Linked DNA regions of Homo sapiens: region 2 is linked to region 1. The links are chromatin loops, found by intact Hi-C in ENCODE. Cell type or tissue: natural killer cell. All regions are shown on one strand. Links, peaks and the distances in the headings refer to the core of each region. The heading gives the core; the rest is flanking DNA.

Evidence for each region. A loop is a pair of places that touch in the nucleus more often than their neighbours do. Peaks named below come from ENCODE experiments on the same cell type or tissue, not always from the same donor. Only the 100,000 strongest peaks of a DNase experiment are listed, where the experiment ranks them.
Region 2: a loop joins it to region 1, with 5 times the contacts of the local background. A loop is called at or near these places in 68 of 110 quality-filtered maps.

Annotation. Positions count from the first base shown.
Region 1 is chr4:48,082,309-48,092,826 of GRCh38, reverse strand. It overlaps TXK (TXK tyrosine kinase), which reads left to right. Exons shown (of 15, transcript NM_003328.3): 9 at 3,003-3,077; 10 at 6,190-6,361. Among named protein-coding and RNA genes, the nearest start is that of TXK, 47 kb to the left of the region's middle. In natural killer cell, for the core only: a CTCF peak has its summit at 5,530 (motif pointing right); a DNase peak (open chromatin) is centred at 5,506; H3K27ac peaks cover 825 bases.
Region 2 is chr4:47,921,484-47,932,001 of GRCh38, reverse strand. The region is part of intron 1 of LOC101927157 (a long non-coding RNA gene); the gene reads right to left. Among named protein-coding and RNA genes, the nearest start is that of NFXL1, 12 kb to the right of the region's middle. RefSeq lists an enhancer at 8,771-9,270. In natural killer cell, for the core only: CTCF peaks have their summits at 5,032 and 5,232 (motif pointing left); a DNase peak (open chromatin) is centred at 5,211; H3K27me3 peaks cover 193 bases.

The sequences.
Region 1 (10,518 bases), core at 1,403-9,402:
CCGTCTCCTCTTCTGTCCCCATGCCCTCTCATCCTCATTCCCTCCAGTAGTAGTGAGGGCATGCCTGTGCTCTTGCCCTTACCTGCCATCCACTGTTCCTTTCTCTCCTGTATCTCTTCCATTCTTCTGACTGTCTCCCTTTAGCTTTTAACCCTATAAACATGCTTAAGACTTTCTTATCCTAAAAACAAAAACAACTCTCCTCCTGCTGCCCTAACTCTTTCTCCCTTTACACATTGCTCTTGTAAGTCACACTTTTGGAAAAATGTGTCCACATCCATTGTCTCCACTCTCTCACTTTCCATTTACTTTTTAAACATCTATGATCTGTCTTCTGCTTTCAACACTCCATATTTGACCAGTGGCCCCTATATTGACAGTACAGTGGTGCTTTCTAGTTCTCATGTGTTCAGGTCCTCTCTGCTACATTTGGCAGTGTCACTTGTTGCTCCTTCGATGTTTGACACCACCCCTTTTTGGCCTTCTCTAACTCAATAGTTCCTAATGGATCTTCCCAATGTGCCCTACTTCTATTCTTCCCTTAAATATTGGTTTTCCTCCAGAATCCGTCCCTGATCACTACTCTTCTCACCTTAGGCATCTCCCTTTGCATAATCTTCTGTCTGGTAGACAAAGGCACTTGCAATCCCGCAGGCCCTGAACTTCACTGATGAAGTAGGATGCTTCATCTTACACCATTACTCTCCCTCCAAATGTCCTCTTTCTTTTCTCTCTCTCAGATAATACTAGCATCATCCAGCCCCTTGTAGGGGTTGGAAGCATAGGAATTAAATAGATGCTTCTTAATAGCTCACTTCTGATTAATTATCAAATGCAATTGATTTCATATCCTAAATGTGTCTCCTATAGATCCCTGCCTCTCCCTACCTTCTAGTGCTGCCCTGATCATTGCTCACTTGGACAACTGCAGTAGCCTCTTAACTGGTCTTATTGCCTCCAATGTTGATTTCCCCTTAATCCATTCTGCTAGTACCAGAGTGATCTATCAGAAATGTAAATCTGGCTGGGTGCAGTGGCTCATGCCTGTAATTACAACACTTTGGGAGGCCAAGGTGGGTGGATCACCTGAGGTCAGGAGTTTAAGACCAGCCTGGCCAACATGGTGAAACCCCATCTCTACTAAAAATACAAAATTATCCAGTCATGGTGGCGCATGCCTGTAATCTCACCTACTCGAGAGGCTGAGGCAGGAGAATCGCTTGAACCTGAGAGGCGGAGGTTGCAGTGATCCAAGATCACACCATTGCACTCCAGCCTGGGCAACAAGAGTGAAACTCCATCTCAAAAAAAAAAAAGAAAAGAAAAAGAAATGTAAATCTGACTGTGCCCTCCTACTTGGGACTTTTCAATAGCTTCCTCTCACCTGCAGGAAAATGTAATGCTTCCTAGCGTGGCTTATGAGTCCCATCATACCCAGAATACTGCTTACCTCTGCAGTGCAATTTGTCTGGCTCTACCTCCTGAGTTTTGCTCAAGTACCCACCATCATGCTTCACATTTCTAAGTTTCATCTCATGCGTTACCTCTGCTTAGAAAGTCCTTCATAGTTTCTCCCCATGGGTTAACTCCATGTGTTAGTTTCATCTCAGTCATTTCCTCCCAAAGAATTCTTCGAGTCCAACAATGTGTCAAGTGCTCTTTTTCTACATCCCAAGGCACCCTATATGCATCTCCAGCAGAATACTTATTCCTTTCACATTAGAATGGCCTCTCTCTGCCTGTCTTCTCTCACTGAGATAGAGCTCCCTGTGGGCAGAGTCCTCATCTTACTCATCTTGGAATCTGCTGGAATCTTTGGGAATCTACCTAGAAGAGTGCCTTGCACACAATAGGCACTTAATATGTGCTTCTTTTTGTTCTTACACTGGTCAAGCTCGTTTCTGTCTTCCAGCATTTACACATGCTGTTCCATCTACCTGGAAGGCTCTTCATCAATCAACGTCAGCGTAGCTGTCATCTTGTCTGAAAGGCCTTCCCTGAGCACCCACTCTAAAGTAATTATATGTTATCCGGTCTGCCTTGCACTTAATCATCATTATCTACTTTTTCTTGTGTGTGCATGCCCTTGTTATTTTCTCTTCCTCTCACTAGAATGTAATCATGAGAGCAAGACCGAATCATCAGTCTTGTTCCCTACTGTCTCCCAACATCTAGATAGTGTTTTATTGAAAGCTTTTATTGAAAGCGCATACCAGGCTTTTAATAAATATTAGCTGAACAAATAAATAATAAATGATTATTAAACTAAGTTGAAACGTAAGGTATATGCCTAAGTGGGTCACTGAAAGGAAAAAAAGAGACATTTGATGTATAGAAATCTATATGTTAACCCAATTAAATGAAGTCTCATTTACTCTACCATGCTATTAAAAATCAAATAAACAAAGATTATACAAAATGGGCACACTTCAACACCGTTGGTGGTTGAATAAATTAGTACATCCTTTCTGGACACGCTTTGACCTGGAAATCACATTTTATAAGGTGATAATTTGAGAAGTACAGACAAATGTATGTTCAAGGACATATGGCATATTTTATAATAGCGAAATCTTGGAAATAAATTTAAGCTCTGTTTATAGTCAATGACATATATCAATTACGTGCATAGTGCAAAAAGCTTTTAACAAAATATTTATATTTCTGCAAAATATATTGGATGTGTTCATGTTTTCAATTATGCACATAGTGATTTTTGCAAAAATATTCACCAAGATGATAACAATCTATCTGTGAATACTAAGATTTTGTGAGGGATTTTTTAGGGTCATCTTTATACTTCCTTAGATTCTTTAAATTGTATACAATGAGTATATATTTTTTTTTGGAAAATGTGGGAAAATAAGCAAACTGCTGACTAACTGGTAGAATGAATTTTGTTTGTCTAATTATTTAAAGAATGGTACTGTCTTCTAGAATATTTCATTCTTTCTTCTATATTAGCAACTAGGCTTGAAATATTGATTTCTCTTTCTCCTTAGGTCTCATGACTCGTCTCCGATATCCAGTTGGGCTGATGGGCAGTTGTTTACCAGCCACAGCTGGGTTTAGCTACGGTAAAGTGTGCACACATGCTGAAGTAAAATAGCAAATCCAGTAGTAAAGAATCTACCTGGCTGGGTGCGGTGGCTCACAGCTGTAATCCTAGCACTTTGGGAGGCAAAGGTGGGTGGATCACCTTAGGTCAGGCGTTCAAGACCACCCTGGCCAAAATGGTGATACCCCGTCTCTACTAAAAATACAAAAAATTAGCCGGGTTTGGTGGTGGATGCCTGTAATCCCAGCTACTTGGGAGGCTGAGGCAGGAGAATCGCTTGAACCCAGGAGGCAGAGGTTACAGTGAGCTGAGGTCATGCCACTGCACTCCAGCCTGGGCAGCAGAGTGAGACTCTGTCTCAAAAAAAAAGGAAAAAAAAAAAAGAATCTAGTTCCCTATTGATTCTTTGAACTCTCAGCACTTCCGAAATGTCTATCTAGAAACATTTCTTCTCAAAGTTTACATCACCCTTCTGAGATGTTTAAATATGTGCATCTCATAAGGACAATTTAAACTTTGGGGAGAAATGCTTCCGTTTGACTTCAGATTTCACTGTTACATTACCAGGAGCCTTAATCTTCACCCTTTTGATAAATTACAATTCTTTTTATTTGGATGTTTGGGTTGTTGTTCTTTGGTTTCAAGGGTGCCTGGGAAATGATTCCTCTCCAAGAGAAGCTACTAAAAAGAGCTGCTGAAAGTATCGTCTTCATCTTTTTTTTTGTTTCTAATAGAACATGCACAAAGTTCAATTTGAACCACTTTCTAGCAAATGTGGTATTTGTAAATCTGTGAGAATACGTAAGTGCCAGGGAATCCTATTTTCTAATTTGGTGACATTTTATTCCTTTAAACTTCTCTCAATAGTGGGATTCAGAATGTACTGAAAAAATTAATAACACAATATATTGGGAAAAAAGTAACTGGGACTCAGGATCTCATTAAGTTAAGTGGGATGGAAGCAAGATTTCTGGCTATTATTGGTGCCTGTATTATTCCTCTGGCCCACAGATAGTATATATAATACAAAGTTCTACCATTAACAATTTACTTAAGTTAAACATGATTCTTTTTAATTTCTTAAAAATAAACTTAAAAAATTTAAAAACAAATAGAATAGTGTACAACTCATAAGTCTATAGATTGATTTGTTTTGCCTGGTTTGATTACGTTATATAAACAGAATCGGACGCTGCAGTTTTTTGTGTCTGGCTTCCTCCTCACCTCATTACATCTGTGAGTTTCATCCATGGTCCTGGGTGGGGTTGGTTTATTTTCACTGTGGTGCAGTGCTACACTGCATGACATACCACAACTGATTTAGCCATGCTTCTTGTAGATGGCCATTCGGGTTGTTACCAATTTTTGGCTCTTACAAATAATATTGTTAAGAACATTTTTGTGTGTGTTTTGATGAAGTTAAGTGCACATTTACATTCCAGCATATGTTGGATATGTGCTTAAGTGTACACCTGCTGGGTCATAGGCTATGCATATGTTTAGATGTAGTAGATACAGTCAGTTTTCTAAAGAGCTTATACCAAATTACACTCCCATCAACAATATGTAAGTTCTAGCGGCTCCATACCTTTGCCCTTGCCAATATTTTATTCTAGGTTTTTTTTTACATGTTAGCCAATCTGGTGTGTCGTAGTATCTCATTATGGTCTAAATTTACATTTCCCTGATGACTAATTATTTTTATCAATTTGGCTTAGTGGCCATTTGGATATTCTCTTCATAAGAGAATACTCCATTCACATTTTTTACCCTTAAAAAAGTTAGGGTATATGTCTTCTCTAGTTGATTTATTTATATTCAGAATAAGAATTCTATGTTGGTTGTATATTTTAGAAATATCTTCTGTGGCTTAACTTTTTACTTTCTTAATGGGGGTATTTTTGATGAACAGAAGTTTTATGAAGTATAATTTATCAATATTTTTCTTTGTGGTTATATTCTGTTGAATAAATTTATGCCAATTCCAAGGCCATGAATATATCCTCCCATGTTACTTTTAAAACATACCTATGAGGCCGGGTGTGGTGGCTCATGCCTATAATCCCAGCACTTTGGGAGACTGAGGTGGGCAGATCGCCTGAGCTCAGGAGTTTGAGACCAGGCTAGGCAACATGGTGAAACCTTGTCTCTACTGAAAATACAAAAAATTATCAAGGCGTGATGGCGTGCCTGTAATCCCAGCTACTTGGGAGGCTGAGGCAGGAAAATCACTTGAACCTAAGAGGTGGAGCTTGTAGTCAGCTGAGATCGTGCCACTGCACTCCAGCCTGGGTGAGAGAGTGAGACCCTTCCTCCAAAAAAAAAAATAATAATAATAATAAAATAAAACATACCTTCTATAGGGAGGGGGAATACTTTGCATAGCTGGTAGAAGGGACTATCAGATTTTACAATTCTTTTAAATGCATTATTCAAAAGTTCCAGCAGATGGTGGTATTGCTGTATTAAAAGGAGACACTAAACCATTAAGTTTGGTACAGTTTTCAAGAGGGTTATTTTAAAAACAGTTTATTTTTTCCTGATTTGCTTCTATAAAATGAGAAATATACAGTAAAAATTTCACTTCAGCTATACTCTTAGATATATGTGGGTTAGATTTCTAACACTGAATTTGTTTATTAGATGATTTCATTGGACTTTTCCCTAAGAAGAAAAAGTATCAAGGGAGAAAAGCCCTTTAGGAATGGAGTGAGAAGACCAACAGGAAGAACTGAAATCACAGTTTTATTTGCCTTACAAGTTTACTCACCAGGAAAAAAAAACCAGACTGGGAACATAAATATTTTGGGTCCCAGGTCTAGTTTTGGTAGGTTTAGTTTAGAAAGGCACAGAAGTGTGTTCGCTGTTGTCTTTGGGAGCAGAGAGTGCATTTTGTTATCCTTAATTTGTTATACAAACATCACCAAATAAATAAAGTTTGTGTTTTGAAACTTGAGTCCTTGAATTACGTTTAAGCCACAGTGAGAGTATTAAAATGGCTTCATATCCTCTCCACTTTATACATTTTTTAACCTCTCTGTCAAATAATAGATACTTCCTAAACATTTTCCAGCCCTAATATTTTAACAGTCTTTCTTTCTACTTGTAACATGGATGTTTTACTTTTTCAGAAAAGTGGGAGATAGATCCATCTGAGTTGGCTTTTATAAAGGAGATTGGAAGCGGTCAGTTTGGAGTGGTCCATTTAGGTGAATGGCGGTCACATATCCAGGTAGCTATCAAGGCCATCAATGAAGGCTCCATGTCTGAAGAGGATTTCATTGAAGAGGCCAAAGTGATGATGTACGTATAAACAACACCCTGATAAATATCATACCATGCCCTGGTGTCATGGAAACAACATGAGCTTTGGAGGCAGCCACACCTGGATTTGTGTCACAACTTTGCTCAAGCTCATTGTGTAACCCAGGCACATTATTTGACCACTGTGTGACCTGGGTGAATTATTTCACCTTTCCAAGCCTCAATGTCTTCATCTATAAAATGGGATGAAAGTACCTACCTCACTGGATCAATGTGTGAATTAAATAAGAGAATTTATGTAAGTGATGAGACAGGAGAATTCCCTTGACACCTTTGCAGAATGCCTTGTGAAGAGGGTGGCTCATTTACTCAGCCGCTGTGTGCTCAAATCCCTTACGGGAGGAGGAGCATGCAGGTGAGCCAGGGTGAGTGCTTTTGGGCTCTGGCCCCACGACAGTGTCTAGAGGTGTTACAATGCTCTTTTAGCTTTTCTGTCTGCAGATGGCTAAGTGTTAACCACCTCAGTGGAAAGTCAGGGTGACAGCCTTTTGCATCCTGCCCTCTTGATACCTGGGTCCTTGTATGGCATCCAGGAAGAATCAGGTCACACGGACTTGAAGGATGGTGAATGCAGAGATTTTATTGAGTGATGGAGATGGCTCTCAGCGGGATGCATGGGGAGCTGGAAATGGGATGGAGTGGGAAGATGATCTTCCCTGGGAGTTTGACCATCCTGCAGCCGATCTCGTCTCTGACTGCCCCCAGCAGAACTCCTCTCAATGTTTAGACACTCCTCCTCTTCTCTTCTTCTCTGCTGCACTGCTCTGTCACCTGCCAATGGAGCTTGGGGTTTATATGGGCACAGTACAGGGGTGTGGCAGGCTAGAGCAGTCTTGGAAAGGGCAGCATCTGGGCACAAAAATAAAAATGCCTGTTCCCATTTAGGGCAGCAGGTTTCCAGGCTTGAAGGTGGGGATTTTGCTGGGGAACTGCCCGCTTCTACCTAGTATTTCCCTGCCTCCTGTTGGTATCAGTGACAAGCAAGTGTGTTCTTTTCAGCTCAATAATAGGTGCTTTACAAGTACTCTTTTTTTTTTCCTTTTCCCAGAAGCAGAAATGATGGTTATGTCTTAGTAGTGATACACTACTCATCTCTTGAAAGGGCATCCTCCGGTGGCCAAAAAGAGTTAATGGTTTTTTAAGGATAAAAAAGTATTTGCTTTCAGAGGACATAAGGGTCCAGAGCTTTAAAAGAAGTGGCTCTTTGTAGACCATTGGACACAACTCTTCTGTGATTTCCCGGGACAGCATTTTGACTCAGTTGAACCCATTTCTGTGGCTCATTAACTTTAACAACCTGAGCAGGACCAGGACAGGCCAATAATTTGACCATAGTTCAAATTAACATTCTTTAAATATTTGTTCAACATTTATTTAGAGGAACAGCAATGCTGTGAAGAAGAAAAACTCCAGATGACATTATTTAGATTCTGCTCTGTTTTCCAGAGAAATTTAGTTCTGACCCGCACTTGCAGACTCCAACTAGAAAAACAAACAAACAAGCAAACAACAATCAGAGGTGATTAACTGGACCCATTCTCGATTAACTGGACCCATTCTCGATTAACTGGACCCATTCTCGATTAACTGGACCCATTCTCGATTAACTGGACCCATTCTCTTTCGAAGGCAGAGCAAGTATATCCCTTGGGGCTCTCAACCCATACCCTGAGGGTCCTATCAAAATATCCTTTCCATTCACTTACAATAGAACGAATTCCAAGGGAAGTTGTTACAAACACAATTTCCCAGTGACACCAGCTTCCCAATGATGTTTTTGGGTCCCTAGGTGCCCCAGGCACCTATCTCTATCTGCCTTTGCTTCCTGTAGATATCTGCATCCTACCGTGGTTTTTCTATACCTAAAGGACAAAAATTGTATTCCTGTGTTGGATTAAATAGGCATAATAAAAAAAGAATGAATGGGAGACAAGTTATTCAGGGAGAGTTAAAAACATGTTTGACTGTCTATCAAACAAGAAAGAATTGAAGATGTTTAATGTCATAATGAGAGAATTCTTGAAAGGTACAAGCCTGATGGGGCATTTGAGGTCAGGATCTTTGAGGACAATATTTCCCCTGATTCATTCTGGGAGGCTAACATGGGAGGATCACTTGAGCCTAGGAGTTTGAAACCAACCTAGGTAACATGGCGAAACCCTGTCTCTACAAAAAAAAAACAAAAAAACTAGCCAGGCATGGTAGGGAGCACCTGTAGTCCCAGCTACTCAAGAGGCTGAGGTGGGAGGATCAATTGAGCTCAGCAAGTTGAGGCTAGAGTGAGCCATGATGGCACCACTGCACTCCAGCCTGAGTGACAGAGTGAGACCCTGTCATACACACACACACACAAATCCCTGATTTCTAAAAAAGTGAGGCAGAAAATCTTCCATTCTAACATTCTATTGCAAATATATTTATTTTTAAAATAGTTGACATGCATTGACATACTATCTACCGAGTATATATAGCTTTGCACATATTAGCTCCTTTCTGTGTGTGGTTTAAATATTACCTCTTTCAGGAGGTCTCCTCTGACTACTCTGTTTAAGTTGGCATACCCACTGCCAAATGCTTTCTGTTGTATCGCCTTGTGTTAGTTCCATCAAAGTACTTGTCATACTCTGAAGCTTCATGTGTAGTTGTTTTATTTCTCTCCCACTAGCATGCAAGCTCTCTAATAATATAACCTTTATTTATTTCTCCTGTTTAACCTGGTGAGTGTTAAAAGGATGACTAGCATGTAGTTGGTGCTTAAAAACATTTATGGACTATTGAATGAATTAATGAATCCTCACCACAACTCCAAGTGGTAGCTTCTATTAAGATCCCAACTTTATAGGTAAGAAAGAGAACATTTAGAAGGCTTATTATAAACCAAAATGTTTCTGAGACAAGTCTCAATTAATTTAAGAGTTTACTTGGCCAAGGTTAAGGACATGCCCATGACAGCCTCAGGAGGTCCTGATGATATGTGCCCAAGGTGATCGGCCTACAAAATGTAAAAATGGTTTTACACATTTTAGGAAGACATAAGACATCAATCCATCCATGTAAGGTGTACATTGGTTTGGTCTGGAAAGGCAGGACAACATGAGTGGTGAAACAGGAAAGTTTTCTGGCCCCCACTTGCAGGACATGCAACAGAGGTGTGGCTCTCTGGTCAGCCACTATGACCTTTTACAGGATGGGGAGCATGCAGATGGGCAGGTGCAGGAATCAGGGTGAGTGCTTTTGGGCTCTAGCCCAACAGCAGCATCTAGGGGTGGGTGTCTGCAACTCCCAAAGCCCAAGTGGGTCTGCGTTGTAGTGTGCTCTTTTAGCCTTGTGATCCGCAGATGGCTTAAGGGTTAACCAGCTCAGTGAACCCTCTGCCTTTTTGCAAGGGCAGGGGGCCAGTATGACAGCTTTCTGTATCTCAAGCTCTTGTCCAGTGTCCTGGAAGATCAGGTCACACACAAACTTGAAGGATGCATGTGGGATTTTATTGACTGTTGGAGGTGGCTCTCAGCAGGATGGATGGGAAGCTGGACAGGGGATGATGGGGTAGGAAGATGATCTTCCCCTGGAGTTTGGCCATCCAACAGCCGATTCTCTGACTGGTCCAGCTGAACTCCTCCTGACGTTCCTTCTTTCCTCCCCTTCTCTGCTGTACCATTCTGCTGTTTGTCTATTCATCTCCTCATCTGCTTCTGGACCTGGAGTTTGCGATTTGTATGGGTACAGGATAGGGGGCGTGGTGGGCCAAAAAGCAACTTTTGGGGCACAAAAACAGGAATGGCTGTTCTCACTTAAGGCCATAGGTATCTAGGCTTGAGGGTGAGGACTTTCCTGGGGAAACTGTCATCTTCTACCCAGTATTTCCCTGTCTCCTGTCCATATCAGTGGGGGCTTCCAAGTCATAGGCAGATTCAAAGATTTTCTGATTGACAATTGGTTGAGTTATTATCCAAAGAACTTGAATCAATGGAAAGGAATGTCTTGGTTACTCTAAAGAGTTGTGGAGACCAATACAGATGGTCTGTGTTTATTATGCAGATGAAACTTCCAGGTAGAAGGTTTCAGGGAAAATAGATTGTAAATGTTTCTTAGTAGACTTAAAGAGTCTGTTCTATCAGTCTCAGTGTCTGTGTTGA
Region 2 (10,518 bases), core at 793-8,792, 160 kb after region 1:
CAAAAAAACACAAAGCATTAAATCGTGTTTATGAATCTGCACATATGATATAGACGTTTAATATCAGCCAGGAGAATGGCAGATGACAGAAATCAGAGTAGTGCTTACTTCTGTGGGGGATGAAGGACAATGAGATGGGAGGGAGGGTGAGAAATACCTAGCACCTCAGCTGTCTGTGCTCTTTCATATCTTTTAAAACAAATGGATCCAAATGTTAAGCAAATGGATCCAAATGTTAAGATTTGATAAAGCTAGCTACAGATATCTGTATATTGCTCTCTATAATTTTTGATATGTTTGAACTATTCCAAAAAAATAAAAAGAGAAGAGTTCAGTATAAATTCACACAGCTAGTTCAGTGGCAAAGCCTGGACTTTTGACCCTGGGTTCAGTGCTTACTTCACTATGACATTGGACTTGATTGCTTTCTACACAGACCAAGTTGAATGCCTTATGGGGTTCTACTTGGTGATAACATGCCTGTTATCCATATGTTTCTACTTTAAGCTGGCCAGAGTGCATGTTGAGTGAATTTGGGACAATGCTTCATAGAATTACATTTTAAGTCTGTCTCTTGATTTCCTGACTGGTTAGAGATGAACGAATGCATTTTTCATCAATGTATCCCTTTGGGATTCTGAAAATAGCAATTTACCACAAAATTACTCACCAGCCTGACAATGTTCGTTCTTAAAAGAGTTGATATTGGATTTCTTGTCAGATTGCCAATTTCTCCTCTTTCCAATTAGATTCATTTTTGTTTTATCTGGGCTGAGCTTCAGCCAGTCTTGGACTTGGTCCAATGAGCTACTTGGGTTATTTCTTCAGAGAGCAGGGAGCCTGTTTACCTGGGTTTCTCACAAAGATTCCAACTTCTCCTCTTTCCAATCAGGTTCATTTTTGTTTTATCTGGGCTGAGCTTCAGACAACCTTGGACTTGGTCCAAAGAGCTGCTTGAGTTATTTCTTCAGAGAGCAGGGAGCCTGTTTCCTGGATTTGTCACAAAGACTCATGATGCCAAGGAGTGCAGGTACTTTGGTGGCACCAAAGTCCATGGTGTTCCATGATCTCCCCCAGTGGTATCATTGCTTACTCTCCTCAGAAAGAATGACAGATGAGCCACCCAGTGGCACTCAAGGGATGAACATTTGCCCACTGTTATCAGGGGGTCTCTAGGATAGGAATATAATTTTCCCCACTCATTTTAAAATTTAATAAATCACTTCCAGCTCCTCACTTTACAAAAAAACAAAACAAAACAAAACAAAAAAACCCTGATAATTAATTGATCTACATTACCAGTATTTCCATTGTTCCATTCACATGTAATTTCACAATGCCTAAAGAGGACAAATACCGGTGGATGGGCTTTACTCAGTATGGATAAACTCCACTGGATAAATTCAGTGTGAATAAATTCCACTGGAGTACACTTAGGGTAGAATAATTCAAATTATACTTTAAAAATGATTGGCTCTAAGAAATCAAATGCAATTGAGACCTACATAAGGAGTTTTGTAGCCAGTAAGAAATTGCAAAAATATGCCAAAGAGGTTTGGTTTCATTAGAAATAACTTTTAAGAAATATTTTCTTGCATTTGTAGAAAATGACGAGGCTTCTGAGCATAGATAGTTGAACGAATTTCTGCTTCGTGAACCCTGAATATATTTTATCAGAAGGTCTAGAGAATAGTTGCCATATGTGAATAAATAGTGATGGGGAGGGGACATGGGACTCTAGTCCAGAAACACAAAGGCTAAGAGAAATATGGACCCCAGACCTGAAGTTTCCAGTTTCCAAAAGAGTCTCATGCTCAAAACACAGCCCTGAACAAAGAGCCACTGCACCTGAAGGATCCATACCATATGGACATGTGGGCTCTGCACTCTGATGACAATAACTAGAAGCATTCTCCAGTGCAGTGGCGATCACATTAGATCTTAGTGACTTTCCACTACAGTATCCAGGATGGGGGCCGGGCTGAAGAATGTCTGAGATAAGTATGTCACGATGGACAAACACTACAAGTTCCTATGGAAAGTTTACAACTTTCACTTGTGCACAAGTTTCTAGATCCTCTTTTCTACTATCTTCCACTCCACCTCCCACGTGTTATCACTTTTTCCTTCTCTATGGGATAGTCCCCATAGTGCACAATGCCTCAAATATTAATACCTGATGCTTGACCCCATTTCTGTTTCCTGTTAACACCCTTTTTCTTTGTTCTCCTTTCTTGTAAAACTATTTTGTAGCATTTGTTCTTGTAGAATTTTTTTCTTATTGTTCTTTCTTGAATCTGACAGAATTAAGACTTGCTACTACCACTCCACTGAAACCTCTCATCAAGGTCACCAGTGACCCCTATATGGCTAAATCTAATGGTCAGTTCTCAGTCCAAGACTTATTAGACCACTTGGTAACACTTGACAGAAATGATCACTCCCTCTTTCTTGAAACACTTTCTTCACTTGGCTTTTGGTCAGTTCTCTGCCTGAACTTCCATCTCCCTTGCTTTCTCCTAATCGTCAGGTCTTTAAATATCAAAGTATTGTGTAGCCATGATATTCACTCCATAAGTGAGCTCATATATCTTATGACACTTTATAATGTCTATGTGTTGAAGACTGCCAAATTTGTATCTCCACCCTCTCCTCTGAACTCCAGACTTGCATATTCAACTACATACTTGATATATCCTTTGGTGAGAACTTGATGTGCCCTAAACAGAACTCATGATATTGTCCTCAAATCCGTTCCTTCCCTAATATTCTCCATCTTAGTAAATGGCACCTACCACTTCTTCAGGTGAAAAACTTTGGGTCATCTTTTCTTGCCTCTTAGTCTCATACCTAATATCTAATCTGTCAGTAAATGTTGTCAACTCAATCTTCAAAATATAACCTGAATCTGACCATAACTCACCTTTTCTACTCCTAGTCCAAACCACCACCTTTCACCTAAACAAGTACAGTAGCCTCTTAACAGGTCTCTTTAATTTCACTCTTGCTTCCCTTCCAGCAATGGTCCATTTCCCTGTAGTAACCACTGTGATCATTTAAAAACATTATTAGATCATGTAACTCCCTTGCCTCAGCTTGCTAAAAATTAAATAAAAAATTCCCACCATAGTCCTACCTATTAAAGGACTTTTGATTACCTCTCCAGTTTAATTGCCTACAACTCTTCTGCCTGCTCATTCTCTTTCAGTGAGATCAGCCTGCCTGCTGTTCCTGAAATACACCAAATATATTACTTTTTCTTGGTCCTTATACTTTCCATTTCCTCATCTGGGGAAATTCTTCCCCCAGTGTCCAGTGGCTTATGCTGTCCCTTTATTCAGGTCTCTGTTCAAATGTCACCCTATTACAGTGGTTTCTGGAACTACCTGATTTAAATTCAAACCGTCTTCACCTTATCTGCCTGCACAGATCATAATTTGACATTATATGTTTATTATCTGTCTTCTCTACTAAAACGAAAGTTCCATGAGTACAGGTCCTTTATTTTATGTATTGCTCATTTCCAGTGCCTGGAAAGTGCCTGGGATATAATAGGGGATCAATAAACGTTTCTTGATTTAATTAATAAACAGGTAAATTTTCCAACCCATCCTGGAAAGATAAAACTCAAGAGCTCAAATTAAGTTGATTGAAAGACTAGAATTACTGAAGCATTACTATTTGCACATCTGAATTTGTAAACCGGGGGTCAGACCTACTACAATTTTAATTCTAGTTGGCCATTCTACCACAAGGCCCTCCCCATCTCAAAGCATCCTATCTCTATATTAGTTTTCCTGAAAAATATTGCTTTTATGATGTTACCTCCCTTTTCTTAAACCTCATAATGGTTATCTACCATCAACATTGAGACCAAACTTTTCTACTTCTGTTTTCAAGGTCTTTGCTAACCCTATTTATCACCTTGGCTGTGGGATTCAACAGAATTTTCTCCATTCTGATCCCAAGCACGGGCTATGCTTATTTTCATATTTAAACTTTGACTCATGACATCCCTACCACTCAGAATGCCTCCTTCCATTCAAATCTCACCTTTCCCTTAATCATTTTCTTAGTTCTCAGCAACTTCATGACCTCTTTATCCTTACCTTTGTACTTTACATACAGTGAACCCTTCCCATCTCTGAGTATGTCTGTCCAGTGCCTGACAATACTGAATATCTGTTAGACTCCATTACTTATTGATTGACAAATTATTTAGCTGAGTATTTGAAAAAATGTATATTAAATATGGTGAGTGCTTAGTTTATTTTCTCTGTTATGAAGGTTATTCTAAAAAAGTAAAATGATAGTCCAGTTTTGTTCAAATTACTTTATTTTAATGAAATTCATATTATACAGTACTTTTTTAATCATTAGAGTATTACTAAGTAGTGCAAAAAAGGATTCAGTCCCCTAAAGTTAGGGCTGGCTAGGAAAGTCAATGTGATAATTTAATTTTTCTAATTTTCCTCTGCCCTACCCATGGCAGAACAGCTTTCTTATTTTGCCTGGTAAATTTGCACTTCATGATATTTTTTCTTTTTCCTTTTTCTTTTCATTCCTGAAGTTTGGTTGGGTCATATTAGTATTTCAAGTAAAATTGATATAAAACGTATACAGTGCCTGTGTCAGTCAGGGTCCAATTAACAACAAAAGCACACATTGGGTTAAATTTAATACAAAGATTTATTAAACTTCGATAAAAGAACAACTACAAGGAAACTATGGTATTCTAGACCTGGGGGGGCAGGTACATAAGGAAGGACAATAAGAGTTCAGATCTTATTGGAGAAGGTGTAGTTCAGCACACTGGATAGCAAAGACGCTTGCTGGTCTGTTCTAGTCAGAGCTGGTCTGCAGTCCTGGGCAAGTAGGAAGTAACTCTTTGGAATGCATGTAGAACACAGTAATCAGTGATCAGGGTGCACTTGCACATAGAGATTAGGGGCTGGGATACAGGTGAGCTGTGCCTGGATCTGCAATGGGTGGGAGTGGAGGCAGGTGCTGGGACTTGCGGGAGGAAATGTCAGTAGCAAAATGAGTGGTGGTTTAGGGCACCTGGGGTGAGCCGGAGGGCTTTGGGGCCCGTTTCCCCGTACGAAAACTGCTCAGGAATGTTATCGCCAGTCCAGACCGAGGCTGCAAGATCGCAGACATTCTGTGTAGCAGTCAGAAACACTGGGAGACCACGGTCCTTCTCACAGTGCCTCTTCGGCGCCCTCTACTGCAAAAACAGAACATCGTGCTCTGTGGAGATGCTGAAAGGAGTGTCAACTGTTACACGGCATATACGTAAACATGAATTGGAGCAGAGAGGCAATACATTGGTAACTGGCACAATGTTTACCTAAGTATAGATGTACTTATCAAGTATAAGTGTATTTGAGAAGTTGCGTATGAATACTTTGGCAAAAACAATCCATATTAAGAGAACATGTCAGTAATGAATAAATACAATGACAGTCGTCCCTTGGTATACTCTGGGGAATGGTTCCAGGATCCCCATGTATACCCAAATCCAAGCATACTCAACTCCTCCAGTTGGCCCTGTGGAACCCGCATCTTTTTGCATAGCATTTTATTAATGTATCACAATTTACTTTTCTATTCTCCTGTTGATGACATTACAGTTGCTTCTGGGTTTTGGCTATCTTGAATATACCTGCTATAAACATGAGTTTCTGTGAAGCTATGCACTCATTTCGTGTGTGTGCATAAAAAGAAGTGGAATTGCTTGGTCATAGTGCTTTAGTAGTGGGCCATGTTTAGCTTTAGTAGATGCTGCTAAACATTTTTTGAGTGTTTGAACCAATATCCATTCCTACCAGAAAGTATGAGAGTTCTAGTTTCTCCATATTCTTGCAAACAGTTGGTATTGTCAGTCTTTTTGTTTTTAGCTATTCTTGTGGATACTTTTTTAAAAAATTAAATTAAATATAAATGTACAATTGTAGTTCTCAATATTTAACCCGTCTGTTCTGATAAATACAAAAACCTGTTTCTCTCAAATGCTATCTGAAATTTCAAAGTAAAAATAACAGCAATGATATTTAAAAAATTTTTTATTTCCAAAGCTTTCGGGGTACAAGTGGTTTTTTTGTTACATGGATGAATTATATAGTGGTGAATTCTGAGATTTTAGCCCACCCATGGCCAGAGTAGTGTACATTGTTACCTAATGTGTAGTTTTTTTTTATCCTCAGCCCCCTCCTATCCTCCCCCATCTGATTCTCTAAAGTCGATTGTATCACTCTGTATGTTTTTGCCTACTTGTAACTTAGCTTCCACTTATAAGTGTGAACATACAGTTTTTGGTTTTCCGTTCCTGTGTTACTTAGACTAATGGCCTCTATCTCCATCCAAGTTTCGGCAAAAGGTATTATTTCATTCCTTTAATGGCTGAGTAGTATTCCATGGTGTATATACACCACATTTTCTTTGTCCACTCGTTAGTTGATGGGCACTTACGTTGGTTCCACATCTTTGCAATTGTGTATTGTGCTGCTGTCAACATACGTGTACAAGGGTCTTTTTCATATGATGACGTCTTTTCCTTTGGGTAGATATCTAGTAGTGGGATTGCTTGATCAAATGGTAGATCTACTTTTAGCTCTTTAAGGAATCTCCTCCATACTGTTTCCCATAAAGGTTGTACTAATTTAAATTCCTACCAGCAGTGTGTAAGCATTCCCTTTCCCCACATCCACATAAACATCTATTGTTTTTTGATGTTTTAATAATGGCCATTCTTGCAGGAGTAGGGTGGTATCTCATTGCAGTTTTAATTTGCTTTTCCATCATGAGTGATGTTGAGCACTTTCTCATGTTTTTTGGCCATTGTAGATCATCTTTTGAGAAATGTCTATTCATGTCCTTTGCCCATTTTGTCCACTTGTTTTGTTTTTTTTTTCAGAGGGAGCCTCACTTTGTTGCCCAGGCTGCAGTGCAGTGGCGCAATCTCGGCTCACTGCAACCTCTGCCTCCTGGTTTCAAGTGATGCTTAAGCCTCAGTCTCTCAGTTGTAGCTGAGACTACAGGTGTGCACCACTATGCCTGGCTAATTTTTGTATTTTTAGTGGAGATGGGGGGTCTTACTATGTTGTCCAGGCTGGTCTCGAACTCCTGAGCTCAAGCGATTCGCCCACCTCAGCCTCCCAAAGTGCTGGGATTACAGATGTGAGCCACCAGGCCCGGTCTTTGCCAGCTTTTTAATGGGATTATTTGTTTTCTTTTTCTTGCTGATTTGTTTGAGTTCCTTGTAGATTCTGGAAACTAGTCCTTTGTTGGATGCATCTTGCAAATATTTTCTCCCCTTCTGTGGGTTGTCTGTTTACTTTGCTGATTATTTCTTTTGCTGTGCAGTAACTTTTAAATTAGGTTCCATTTACTTATCTTTGTTTTTGTTGCATTTGCTTTTGGGGTCTTAGTCATGAATTATTTCCCTAGGGCAATGTCTAGAAGAGTTTTTCCAACATCGTCTTCTAGAATTTTTAGTTTCAGGTCTTATATTTTAGTCCTCGGTCCATCTCGAGTTGATTTTTGGATAGGATGAGAGATAGGGATCCAGTTTCATTCTTCTACATGTGGCTTTCCAGTTTTCTCAGCATCATTTATTAAATAGGGTGTCCATTCCCCAATTTATGTTTTTGTATGCTTTGTTGTAGATCAGTTGGCTGTATGTATTTGGCTTTATATCTGAATTCTCTATTCTGTTCCATTGGTCTATGCATCTACTTTTTTTTTTCCCAGTACCATGTTGTTTTGATATCTATAGCCTTGTAGCATACTTTGAAGTCCAGTAATAGGATGTCTCCAGATTTGTTCTTTTTGCTTAGGATTGCTTTGGCTGTTCAGGCTCTTTTTGGTTCCACATGAATTTTAGGATTGTTTTTTCTACTTCTGAGAAAAAGTGATGCTGGTAGTTTGATGGGAATTGCATTGAATCTGTAGATTGCTTTGGGCAGTATGTTCCTTTTCACAATGTTGATTATTCCAATCTATGAACATGGAATGTGTTTCCATTTGTTTATGTTGTCTATGATGGCTTTCAGCAATGTTTCGTAGCTCTCCTTGTAGAAGCAATGGTAATTTTTGAAAATGTGTTCTCAACTTACATATGCTTCCACTTTATGATCTATACTAGCTCTCCACTGCAAAAATTTACAATGATAATACAACAAATGTTTGTTTTCTCACTCAGCGAGCACAAAAGATTATTTCTGATTCCAAAGTGATTATTGTGTTTATCACTTTTAATTGTATAATATGGCAGGGGAAAAATCCTGATTATATGAGCCCTTTCCCTGTTTAGGTACTTTAAAAATAACTGGAATTTCTAGGTAAACATTAAATGCATATACACAGTCATCATTTGCCTGGTGGTTAAGAGTATAGGCCAGGAGTCACACTACCCATTTGCAATCCTAGCTCTGCTAGTATGTTGAATAAGAAATTGTTTTGATGGGGGAGTTGCTGAATAGGAACAGCTCTGGTCTACAGCTCCCAGCGAGATCAACACAGAAGACAGGTGATTTCTGCATTTCTGCAGAAACGTGACTTCTGCATTTCTGCAGATACGTGACTTCTGCATTTCTGCAGAAACGTGACTTCTGCATTTCTGCAGAAACGTGACTTCTGCATTTCTGCAGAAACGTGACTTCTGCATTTCTGCAGAAACGTGACTTCTGCATTTCTGCAGAAACGTGACTTCTGCATTTCTGCAGATATGTGACTTCTGCATTTCTGCAGAAACGTGACTTCTGCATTTCTGCAGATATGTGACTTCTGCATTTCTGCAGATATGTGACTTCTGCATTTCTGCAGATATGTGACTTCTGCATTTCTGCAGATATGTGACTTCTGCATTTCTGCAGATATGTGATTTCTGCAGGTGATTTCTGCATTTCCAAGTGAGGTACCTGGTTCATCTCGTTGGGACTGGTTGGAAAGTGGGTACAGCTGAAGCAGGGCGGGGCATCATCTCACCTGGGAAGCACAAGGGGTCGGGGGATTTCCCTTTCCTAGCCAAGGGAAGCCGTGAGTGACTGTACCTGGAGGAATGGTACACTGCTGCCCAAATATTGTGCTTTTCCCACAGTCTTCGCAACCGGCAGACCAGGAGATTCCCTCCTGTGCCTGGCTCAAAGGGTCCCATGCCCACGGAGCCTCACTCGCTACTAGTGCAGCAGTCTGAGATCAACCTGGGATGCTGGAGCTTGGTGGGGGAAGGGGCATCCACCATTGCTGAGGCTTGAGTAGGCAGTTCTATGCTCACAGTGTAAACAAAGTGGCAGGGAAGCTCGAACTGGGTGGAGCCCACCGCAGCACAGCAAGGCCTACTGCCTACCGAGATTCCACCTCTGGGGGCAGGGCATATCTGAACAAAAGGCAGCAGATAGCTCCTGCAGACTTAAACGTGACTGCCTGATAGCTCTGAAGAGAGCAGTCGCTCTCCCAGCATGGCGTTCGAGATCCGATAATGGACAGAGTGCCTCCTAAAGTGGGTCCCTGACCCCATGTAGCCTGACTGAGAGACACCTCCCAGTAGGGGCCACAGACACCTCATTCAGGCAGGTGCCCCTCTGGGATGAAGCTTCCAAAGGAAGGATCAGGGAGCAATATTGGCTGTTCTGCAGCCTCCGCTGGTGAAACCCAGGCAAACAGGGTCTGGAGTGGACTTCCAGCAAACTCCAATAGACCTGTAGCTGAGGGTCCTGTCTGTTAGAAGGAAAACTAACAAACAGAAAGGAATAGCATCAACATCAACAAAAAGGACATCCACACCAAAACCCCATCCGTAGGTCACCAACATCGAAGACCAAAGGTAGATTAGACCACAAAGATGGGGAGAAACCAGAGCAGAAAGGCTGAAAATTCCAAAAACCAGAATGCCTCTTCTCCTCCAAAGGAACACAACTCCTCGCCAGCAAGGAAACAAAACTGGATGGAGAATGAGTTTGACGAGTTGACAGAAGTAGGCTTCAGAAGATCAGTAATAACAAACTTCTCCGCGCTAAAGGAGCATGTTCTAACCCATCGCAAGGAAGCTAAAAACCTTGAAAAAAGATTAGAGGAATGGCTAACTAGCATAACCAGTGTAGAGAAAAGCTTAAATGACCTGATGGAGCTGAAAGCCACAGTACGAGAACTGCGTGAAGCATACACAAGCTTCATGAGTCAATTCGATCAAGCGGAAGAAAGGATATCAGTGATTGAAGACCAAATTAATGAAATAAAGTGAGAAGACAAGATTAGAGAAAAAAGAGTGAAAAGAAACAAAGCCTCCCAGAAATATGGGACTATCTGAAAAGACCAAATCTACATTTAATTGGCATACCTGAAGGTGATGGGGAAAATGGAAAGAAGTTAGAAAACATTCTTCAGGATATTATCCAGGAGAACTTCCCCAACCTAGCAAGGCAGGCCAACATTCAAATTCAGGAAATACAGAGAACACTACAAAGATACTCCTCGAGAAGAGCAACCCCAAGACACATAATTGTCAGATGCACTGAG